Regions from separate parts of the Homo sapiens genome. Here region 1 is linked to region 2. Evidence: read pairs that join two places in POLR2A ChIA-PET (ENCODE). Cell type or tissue: GM12878. All regions are shown on one strand. Links, peaks and the distances in the headings refer to the core of each region. The heading gives the core; the rest is flanking DNA.

Region 1 (5,461 bases), core at 139-5,138, 260 kb after region 2:
CTTGAGAATCTTTTAAAAAGAAAAAAGTCAATAACATTTAGTGCAGTAGATCTCTGAAATGCATCTATTTTGTGCTTATTCTGTGTCAGGCACTGTGCTTATCATTAGGGGTACCATGACTAAAAAGAGTATTTGGCCTAAAGTCTTTAAAAACTGTTTTCTTTTTCCTTTCTTTCTTTTTTTTTTTTTTTTTTTTTTTCGTTGAGATAGGGTCTGTCTCTGTTGCCCAGGCTGGAGTGCAATGGCACCATGATGACTCACTGCAGCCTCGACCTCCCAAGCCCGAGTGATCTTCCTGCCTCAGCCTCCCAAGTAGCTAGGACCTCAGTCATGCACCACCACCGCACCTGGCTAATTTTTTAATTTTTGTAGAGATGAGGTCTCCCTATATTGCCCAGGCTGGTCTTGAACTCGGGCTCAAGCTATCCTCCTGCCCCAGCCTTCCAAAGGGCTGGGATTGCAGGTGTGAGCTACCATACCTGGCTAAAAAACTCATATATAAAAAGATTACCATAACACATTGGTAAGTTAAAGAATCTAGGCTGGGCGCGGTGGCTCATGCCTGTAATCCCAGCACTTTGAGAGGCCGAGGCAGGTGGATCATGAGGTCAGGAGTTCAAGACCAACCTGGCCAAGATGGTGAAACCCCATCTCTACTAAAAATACAAAAATTAGCCAGGTTTGGTGGTGGGCGCTTGTAATCCCAGCTACTCAGGAGGCTGAGGCAGATAATTGCTTGAACCTGGGAAGCGGAGGTTGCAGTGAGCTGAGATCGTGCCACTGCATTGCACTCCAGCCTAGGCGACAGAGCGAGACTCCGTCTCAAAAAGAAAAAAAAAGTATCTAGTAAACAATTACATTTCCCTCATTGCTGGCTTAGAAATTACATGCTTTATTTCTATTCTGTTAATATCCATAAATTAGTCATTATTTTATGCAGCCAATATTTGTTTAATTGTAACTGTATGTTTGCCGTAAAGTTCATTCTTACATTGAAAGACTGTATAGTATATTGATTCAGAGAATGAACTCTGGGTTCAGACTCTCTGGATCCAAAATCAAGTTACTTAGGTTCTCTATGACTAAAATAGACAGTGATAGTATCCCTTCTTCAAAGAACATTTTAACTTTTTTTCTTTAAAGATATTTTTCCGAGCATATATTCTTAATTAACAGTTGTTTTTGTCCTGCCACTATGAATGAATTATTTGTGTCCTCTGGCTTCTGTTCATGCAATTGAGAAGTCAGTGTCCATCTGATTGTCCTTCCTTTGTGTGTAATCTGTCTTTTGTCTAGTTGATCTTTTTTAATAAAGGTAAAATTTATATAGTGTAATGTACAAATAGTAAGTGTGCAGTTCATTGAGTTTTGATGAACATACACTAATCCACCCCATCAAGATACAAGAACATTCTATTAGCATAGAAGGTTACATCTATTTCCAGGCATTTCCTCTCCCATTCCACAATAGGAAACCAGATTTCTATCAACATAGATTAGTTTTCCTTGCTCTTGAACTTGATACAAATGGAATCATGCAAATGGACTCTTTTGTGTGTGGCTTTCTTCACTGAGCATAATGTCAATGAAATTCATCCATGTTGTTGTGTTTATGAGTACTTCGTAGACTTTTATCCCTGAGTACTACTATTCCTTTGTATGAAGAGACCATAGACATTTGAGTTCTTTGAGACTACAATAAATAAAGCTGCTATAAATATTCATGTATAAGTCTTTGTGTGGATATATGTTTTTATATATATATATATATATATTTTTTTTTTGGTAAAGCCTAGGAGTGGAATGGCTAGATATTATAATAGGGTAGGTGTATGTTTACCATTTCATTTTACATTCCCACCAGCAATGTGTGAGAGTCCCAGTTGCTCCACATCATCACCAGCATTTGGTGTTGTCAATTTTTTTAACTTTAACCATTCTAATGGTAGGTAATGATATCTTTTGATTTTACTTTTGAGTTTCGTGTGTGTGTGTATGAGAGATGGAGTCTCACTCTGTCACCCAGGCTGGAGTGCAGTGGTGCAATCTCGGCTCACTGCAGCTTCCACCTCCCAGATTCAAGCAACTCTCCTGCCTCAGCCTCCCGGGTAGCTGGGACTACAGGCGTGCCACCTCCATGCCTGGCTAATTTTTATATTTTTAGTAGAGACAGGGTTTCACCATGTTGCCCAAGCTGGTAAACTTCTGAGCTCAAGTGATCCGCCTACCTCAGTCTCCCAAAGTACTTGGTAATTTACAGGTGTAAGCCACCGCACCTGGCCTATTCACTGATTTTTAATTTCAATTATACTTCTTATTTCTACATATTCTGTGTTTTTAAAAATCAATTTCTTAGTCTGGTCATATTTTGATACTCTAATTTCTTTAAATTTTTTATATTTTTCGTTATTGCTTATAATATCTGCAGTTTTGTAAGTGTAACTCAGTTGTTTCTGCTTCCTGTGGTGGCTCATTTCCTGTTTTTAAATTAGTTTTTGATTGTGAGCTTGTTGGGACTTTATCTGTGTGAATTATTTCTGATCTAGGTTTAAGGTGTGTTTTTCTAGAGAATATGCATTTGCTTCTTCCAGGAATCCAGGGATGCAATCTACCCAGGACCACTTACATTAAATTCTCACTTGGCCTCACAAAAGTAACTGAATTCTAACCCCAAACTTGAGTGGATGCCAGATTGTGGTTAGGAAGACCCCACTCCACCACTACCAATACCTACCCAGAGCCAAAGCTAGGAAGGACAAGAGTACTCACTTCTGTGGGATGAGTTGAGTTTTTGTTTTTCTTTCTTTCCCTAGTTTATCTTTCACTGAGGATGTTGCCTTTGGGAGTTCTAGCTTTTTGGTCTTGATCTGAGTTCGACTTTGAGCAGATCATAGACTTTGTCTTATGTTTACAAGTACGTTTCCACTTAAAATAAGGCCGTAGTGAAGATGTAGAACAACTAGAAGTCCCATACATTGCTGGTGGGAGTGTACAGTGGTTTTACAAAACTTTTGGCAGTATCTAGTAAAGCCAAACATAGGCCTACCCTGTGTCAAAAGACAAAATTACAACAAATTTAGCTTAAAAATCTAACTCACTTTTATTAGTGGTTCATGAATCAGGCAGTGTGTCATCAAAAGATTTAGAAAAGGCATTTCAGTGTGCTGAGCAGAGGAAGTTGAATTTATAGGCAAAATCTAGCTAAATAAAGCAGAAATGAAACAAAAAGTGGATTGGTCATTTCAAAGTTAGTTTCTTTATAGTATTAAAACACAGGGGACTTCCTTATGCTGGCTCAGGATAACTGGCCTCCTTCTGATTGATTGCTATGAATCTTTTGATTTTTTTTTTTTTTTTGAGATGGAGTTTCACTGATGTTGCCTAGGCTGGAGTGCAATGCCACGATCTCAGCTCACTGCAACCTCCGCTTCCAGGTTCAAGCGATTCTCCTGCCTCAGCCTCCCAAGTAGCTGGGATTACAGGCTCCCGCCACCATGCCTGGCTAATTTTTGTATTTTTAGTAGAGATGGAGTTTCACCATGTTGGCCAGGCTGGTCTCAAATTCCTAACCTCAGGTGATCCACCCGCCTCAGCCTCCCAAAGTGCTGGGATTACAGGTGTGAGCCACCGCGCCCGGCTTTTTGATTTTTTTAAACTGTCATTACTCGGGGTTTATAGTCTACTACTATATTGCTGAGAACAGTTTTCAAGATTAAAAATAAAAATGTTTTCTGTTTCTCTTAGTTAAAAAAAAAAACCTGTCTCTCATTGTAGGATTATTATTCTCTCTTTTCATTATAGATGTATACTATTTCTACCTTCTGTGTTAAAAATACTTTTCTGGGCCGGGGGCAGTAGCTCACTCCCGAAATCCCAGCACTTTGGGAGGCCGAGGCGGGCAGATCACGAGGTCAGGAGATCAAGACCATCTTGGCTAACACGGTGAAACCCCGTCTCTACTAAAAGCACACAAAAAAATTATGGCGTGGTGGTGGGTGCCTGTAGTCCCAGCTACTCGGGAGGCTGAGGCAGGAGAATGGTGTGAACCCGGGAGACGGAGCTTGCATTGAGCCGAGATCGCGCCACTGCACTCCAACCTGGATGACAGTGTAAGACTCGGTCTCAAAAAATAAAAAAATAAAAAAAATACTTTTCTGACTTAGAGAATCTGGGTGAAGGGTAAATGGAATTCCTTGTACTATTTTTGCAACTTTTCTATAATCCTAAAATTGTTTCAAAATAAAAGGTTAAAAAAATATTTTCCAGACTACTTCAGAAACCTAATTACTAATAATAATTCTGAGTTTTAAGCAACCAACTTAGAAACTTTTGGAATGCAGTCAACCCACTGACAAATGAGGACTATCTGTACTATAGTATTTTTTTAGACGGGGTCTCAGTCTGTCACCCTAGCTGGAGTGGTGGGGTGATCTCAGCTCATTGCAACCTCTGCCTCCCAGGCTCAAGCGATCTTCCCACCTCAGCCTCCTGTGTAGATGGGATTACAGGCAGGCTCCACCATGCCCAACGAATTTTTTTGTATTTTTAGTAGAGAAGGGGTTTCACCCTGTTTCCCAGGCTGGTCTCAAACTCCTGAGCTCAAGCAATCTGCCTGCCTCGGCATCCCAAAGTGCTGGGATTACAGACATGAGCCACAGAGCCTGGCCTTTTAGTCTATTTCGATTCTTCATTTCAATTCACTATACTTTTTTTCTAAGTTTTAAAATATTTTTTATCTTTTACCATTGACATTTTGTGTTGTTTTACAGCTTCTTTATATTGGTCTGCATTCCAAAGACAAAATGAAGTCTCTTATGTTTTGTGATATGTGTTAAAATAATTGAACTAGACAAGAATGTTAGGCCCAAGTGAGATGAAGGAAAGGCTCTTTGATAAGCATTTGGCATTTTAGATCAGAGATGGCAAGTACGTATGACATAGCATTCTTCTTTTATCCATTTCAGATATTATTTGTTGATCAGACACTCTTCTTCCTGTCTTGGACCACACAGTGTTTTAGGTATCTGCTGTCAGTTGATTAGAGTTGGCATGAGAAACAAAAAAAATCTATTGGCATCTCTGACTTAGAAGATCAGTTTTGGGAGAATCTTCTGGAATATCTATTCTATTCTTAAGTTTAATGAGTAATTTCATCCATTTTATGAAGTAACATAACAATTCTGGAAGCCTAGTTATTTAAAGAATGCTTTAAGCTTTGTTTCTTGTCACTTCAATTTTCAGATGTTTGTGAAACCAAGTCTGCTATTTTAATAAAATGTTCTTAAAGTATAATGTAACTTTAAAAAATCTACATACTTGTGTGTCACATCTTTAGCCTTTAATTGGGTGACTTTTTAAATGTTATCTACTTTTATTCTTATGTTTTCCTTCCCAGGAGTGGACCTACCCTATGAGACGAGAGATGCAGGTATGGCAACCTTTTCTTTGTTCAAACCAACCC
Region 2 (5,461 bases), core at 371-5,370:
GATCATAAGAGGTCACATGAGCCAAGAAGTCTGGATTTTATCCAAAAAGCCTCAAGTTATGAGTGGATTCTGAATATGTGAAACCCTTCCTTTAGATAGACCAATCAATAGACTGATAGATTCATCCATCCATCCATCCATCCAACCATCCATGTACCTTCAAAAATACATTTGGATTCATAAATATTCTGTTGGAAGTTTGTAGAGATTGTACGGTAAGACAGATGGAGCATATAACTTGATTAAAGGATAAAGCTTCTTTATGAACATGAAAACATGAACATGAAAAGGAAAATAAAACTCAGGTAGGCAGAGAAGAAAGGCAGTGGTGGCATAAAGAGCAAAGAGAATGGCATGAGCAAAGGCACAGTGGCATGTAAGAGCATGGTGCAATCAGAAGTTCAAACACTGACTGGATATACGATGGTATTAAGAATTGTTAATTTTTTAGATGTAATAATAGTATTAATTATGTTAATGTTAAAAAGGAAAATCCTTATATTTCTGAAACCCAGGGAAATACTTATAGATGAAATTACATGTTTTGGATTTGCTACAAAACAATAAGGGGGGGGGGTGATTGGAGCAGAATGAGCCATGGTTTGATAATGGCTGGGGCCAAGTAATGGATAACAAGAATTTGTTCTATTATTCTCTCTCCGTATGTTCGTAATTCTCTGTAACAACACATTAAAAAGAAAGAAGGGAGAGAGAAGACAATACATTCATAGAACTAAAGTATTGTTTTATACATAATTTCTAATACAGTCACGTACCACATAATGATATTTCAGTCAACAATGGACAACATATACAACTGTAGTCCCTTAAGATTATAATAGAGCTGAGAAATTCCTATCATCTGGTGATGTAGTGGCCATTGTAACATCGTAGCACAACACATTACTCACATGTTTGTGGTGATGCTGGTGTAAACAAACCTACTGTGAGTCATATAGCACATAAGGCCAGGGACAGTGGCTCACACCTGTAATCCCAGCACTTTGGGGGGCCGAGGTGGACGGATCACTTGAGGTCAGGAGTTCGAGGCCAGCCTGGCCAATATGGTGAAACCCCGTCTCTACTAAAAATACAAAAAATTAGCAGGGCATGGTGGCGCATGCTTGTAATCCCAGCTACTTGGGAGGCTGAGGCAGAACAATCACTTGAACCCAGGAGGTGGAGGTTGCAGTGAGCCGAGATTGCACCGCTGCACTCCAGCCTGGGCGACAAAAGTGAAACTCTGTCTCAAAAAAAAAGAAAAAAGTACAGCACATATAATTATGTACAGTAAATAATACTTGATAATGATAATAAAGGACTAGATTATTGGTTTATATATTTACTATACTCATCATTAGAGTGTACTCCTTTCACTTATAAAATAAAAAGTTCACTGTAAAACAGCCTCAGGTAGGTCTTCAGGAGGTGTTCTAAAAGAAGGCACTATTATCATAGGAAATGACAGCTCCATGCTTGTTACTGTCCCTGAAGACCTTCCAAAGGGACAAGATGTGGAAGTGGAAGAGAGTAATATGGATGATCTTGATCCTGTACAAGCCTAGGCTAATGTGTGTGTTTGTGTTTTCGTTTTTAGAGAAAAGTTTAAAACGTAAAACATAAAAGTTTTAAATGGAAAAAAGCTTATAGCATAAGGATATAAAAAAAGAAAATATTTTTGTACAGCTGTATGATGTGTTTGTGCTTTAAGTTTAATGTTATCACAAAACAGTCAAAATGTTTTTAAAAATTGTAAAAATGTATAAAGTGAAAAAGTTACAGTAAGCTAAGACAAATTATTGAAAAAAAATTTATAAATTTAGTACAGCCTAAGTGTACAGTATTTATAAATCTACAATAATGTAATGTTCTAGGCCTTTACACTCACTCACTGACTCACCCAGAGCAACTTCCGGTCCTGCAAGCTCCATACATGGTATGTACCCTATACAAGTGTACCATTTTTTATCTTTTATACCATGTTTTTATTGTACCTCTTCTGTGTTTACACGTTTAGATACATAAATATCTACCATTGTGTTATAGGTACCTACAGTATTCAGTACAGTAACATGCTGTATAGGTTTGTGGCCTAGGAGCAATAGGATATATCATACACCCTAGGTGTGTAATAGGCTACACCATGTAGGTTTGTGTAAGTGAACTTTATGATGTTTGCTCAATGAAATCACCTAATGATGCATTTCTCAGAAACTATCCTCATCGTTAGGAGACACATGACCATACAATAAATTAAAATTCTAGATCTGGATTTCACTACAACCTCAGCCATTTTCTATACGACTCTAGTCAATCACATAACTCTCTGGGCCTCAATGTTCAACTCTTGTGAAGCATGAGAGTTGCACTATATAACTTAAAGGTACTTTTAAGCACCAAATTCCATGACACTAAAAATTACATTCTCAATACCAAACTTAGTAAAGACCTATTTTCTTATTTACTGTATTTTTTTCTTATTATTCATATATTTTCATTTTCCTGTCAGTCTTCTGTTTCTTTTTCCTCCTTTCCCTCTTTTCTTATATTCTAAATAAGCTACCATCACTTGTACATTTAGTCACTCCTCAGCTCTACCTTCAACCTATTCATTAATAACATACACACTATTTTCAGTCACACATGCTGCTTTTTTTTTTTTTTTTTTTTGAGACAGGGTCTCACTCTGTTGCCCAGGTAGGAGTGCACTGGCAAGATCTCAGCTCACTGCAACCTCCAGCTCCTGGGCTCAAGTAATCCTCCCACCTCAGCCTCCCAAGGAGCTGGGATTACAGGCACATACCACCATCTTGGCTAATTTTTGTATTTTTTGTAGTGATGGGGTTTTGTCATGTTGCCCAGGCTGGAACACATGCTTCTTTTCTTTTTTCAGATTGCCCTTCTGTGGAATCTAGTCTTTTTCATTCTGATTCCATTTTGCTGATTTTCTCTGGGGTGCACCTGTCTCTGATTTACATTCTCAGATGGTAATAAATTCTTTCCTAACCCTTATCTAGTTTTCCTTTGTAAACGGGAGTGATACAGAGGGAGGGGGAAGAATTAGATACAGGCACAACACCATACAACATTCTGGGCCAGTATGGATTACTGATAATAGGAAGTTAAGATGAAAAATAAACAAAAAAGGCAAAGCTGCAAAAGAAATACTAGAAACAGGCTGGAGGTTATTGAATGTTTCCAACACAAAGAAACGATAAATGTTTGAAATGATGGATACACTCAATACCCTGACCTGATCACCATACATTGTATGTATTGAAACATCACTATGTACCCCACAAATAGGTACAGTTATTATTGGTCAATTAAAAAAATGGAAATAAAAACCAGAAAGAGAAGGCAGCATCAGAGGGTAAGTAAGGCCACAGAGTCAGGAAACAATATAGAGGCTGTGGCCACAAAGAAATCTTCAAACAGGCGACTCCCACTGAAGACAGGAATCAAATAAACTGAGACTAGGGACAAGTCCTCTAACTCTGAAGGTTCAAATATAGGAACCATTACAGGAATAAGCAGGAAACAAGAGACCAGAACACAGGTCTGCTTATGTAATGACAAGCCCACTGAGAACTCCAGAGAGGAACACAAGCAATTCTAACCCCTGCATATCGGAAAAGAACCAGAGCTCTGCTCAAACCAAGAAACTGGTCACTGGTAAGAGTGAAAGCTCTTACTAAATTTATAATATAGATTTTGATCACAATGCATGGACCTCATGAAAATGATATGTAAATTGCTTCCTTCTTGGAGCTCATAATGGTACTATATAAAACATTCAAGTATTTACTATATATGTTATACAAAAATGAACAAGACATAATCCTTGATTTAGAAATATTTATAGACTAGCAGAGAAGAGAAAAAAGCAAATGAATAATTACAGAAGAGGATTAATGTTATGAAAGATGTATCAGAAATAATTATTTCACTATTGCCCAACTGTTACACTTAAAAAATATCAAATTTTAGGCCACTAGATTATTCTAGCGAAGTATTCTTGACTGTCACTAATAATAAGATTTTATTTCAGGATGCTTAAGTTCTAGCCCAGTCCCTACCACCTGCTACTTGTGGGACTTTGGGCAGATCACTGAACTCAGGAAATGCAGACTCTTCATGTATAAAATGAAAGTGGTATCAGCTAACTCAGAGAATAATAATCAAAGTAAATAATATGTGGGAAAAAGAGTTAAAAACTATACAATACTTCATAAATGTAAGCAATACATTTTTAAAAAACTGAAATAACTGTTTAAACGAAGTGTTAAAATGTTACTGAAATTTACTTCTTATACCATTAACAACTGGATTTATTTACAAGTACAAATATAACAATATTTATTAGAACTCCATTTCCTAATAAAAATAGTAACAATGAATTATCATGTTGTAGTTTCTAAGTAGAGTTTTTAAACATGGACTAGTCCAGAACGGCTGAAAGAACTGATATGGAAGATGAAGGCACAGATGTGGGAAGTTTGAAGCCTGATATGTAACAGTAAATGTTAATACATTAAACAAAATATAGCATCCTTACATCTTTTCAACAAATCAACTTGATAAAATGTGGTTCCAAATAAATTCCGCCAGGTTTCTTTACAGAGTCTTGAATCTGAACACATTCTTGGAGAAAGTTAATCCATTGGAAATTTCACTGACTTTATGGGTGCTGGGCAGGATGGGGAAGGGGTGAGAATCATAACACATTACCTATATCTGGACCTTCCATGTCATTGTCTTCATCTTCTTGTATTTCCTCAATGTGCATATTATTTTCCACATGAGATATTATTAAATCAACATCATGTAATACCAAAAATTCCACTGGAACTCCCTAGAAATACATTAATTTTTAAAAAATGAATATAGCAAAGTATTTTGACATAAAAATGTTTTACTTGGGCCAGGTGTGGTGGCTCACACCTGTAATCCCAGCACTTTGGGAGGTCGAGGCAGGCGGATCATCTGAGGTCAGTAGTTCGAGACCAGCCTGGCCAACATGGTGAAACTGTCTCTACTAAAAATACAAAAATTAGACTGGCGTGGTGGCGCACGCCTGTAATCCCAGCTACTTGGGAGGCTGAAACAGGAGAATCGTCTGAACCCAGGAGGCAGAGGTTGCAGTGAGGCAAGATTGCACCACCACACTCCAGCCTGGGCGACAAGGCGAGACTCTGGGAAAAAAAAAAAAAAAAAACAAGTTTTACTTGTTTGACACTAAAATAAAACTAAGCCTTTGAACTTCAATTCTAAAATTTAGCAAAATGAAAAAGGAAATTAACTCCAAAATTACTGTGAAAAGAAAAGCATACCTTCTGTAAAGACAATGTGTACACTGAAAAAGGTGGCAAAAAAGGTGCTGAAAGCCTCACTTGCTTCTTGTCACAACCACATTATACTGAAGTCTGTAAAGCATTTCACATGTAATACCAAGTTCTAC

Evidence for each region. ChIA-PET counts read pairs that join two places held together with the same protein. Peaks named below come from ENCODE experiments on the same cell type or tissue, not always from the same donor. Only the 100,000 strongest peaks of a DNase experiment are listed, where the experiment ranks them.
Region 1: POLR2A ChIA-PET joins it to region 2 with 7 read pairs; 3 of 35 experiments call an interaction of 5 or more read pairs at or near these places.

The regions. Positions count from the first base shown.
Region 1 is chr14:52,739,457-52,744,917 of GRCh38, forward strand. It overlaps STYX (serine/threonine/tyrosine interacting protein), which reads left to right. Exons shown (of 11, transcript NM_145251.4): 2 at 5,396-5,428. Among named protein-coding and RNA genes, the nearest start is that of STYX, 12 kb to the left of the region's middle. In GM12878, for the core only: no CTCF peak of the experiment used is centred there; DNase peaks (open chromatin) are centred at 2,686 and 3,175; H3K4me3 peaks cover 793 bases; H3K27ac peaks cover 1,188 bases.
Region 2 is chr14:52,483,632-52,489,092 of GRCh38, forward strand. TXNDC16 (thioredoxin domain containing 16) reads right to left here. Exons shown (of 21, transcript NM_020784.3): 12 at 4,732-4,855. Among named protein-coding and RNA genes, the nearest start is that of TXNDC16, 66 kb to the right of the region's middle. In GM12878, for the core only: no CTCF peak of the experiment used is centred there; no DNase peak of the experiment used is centred there.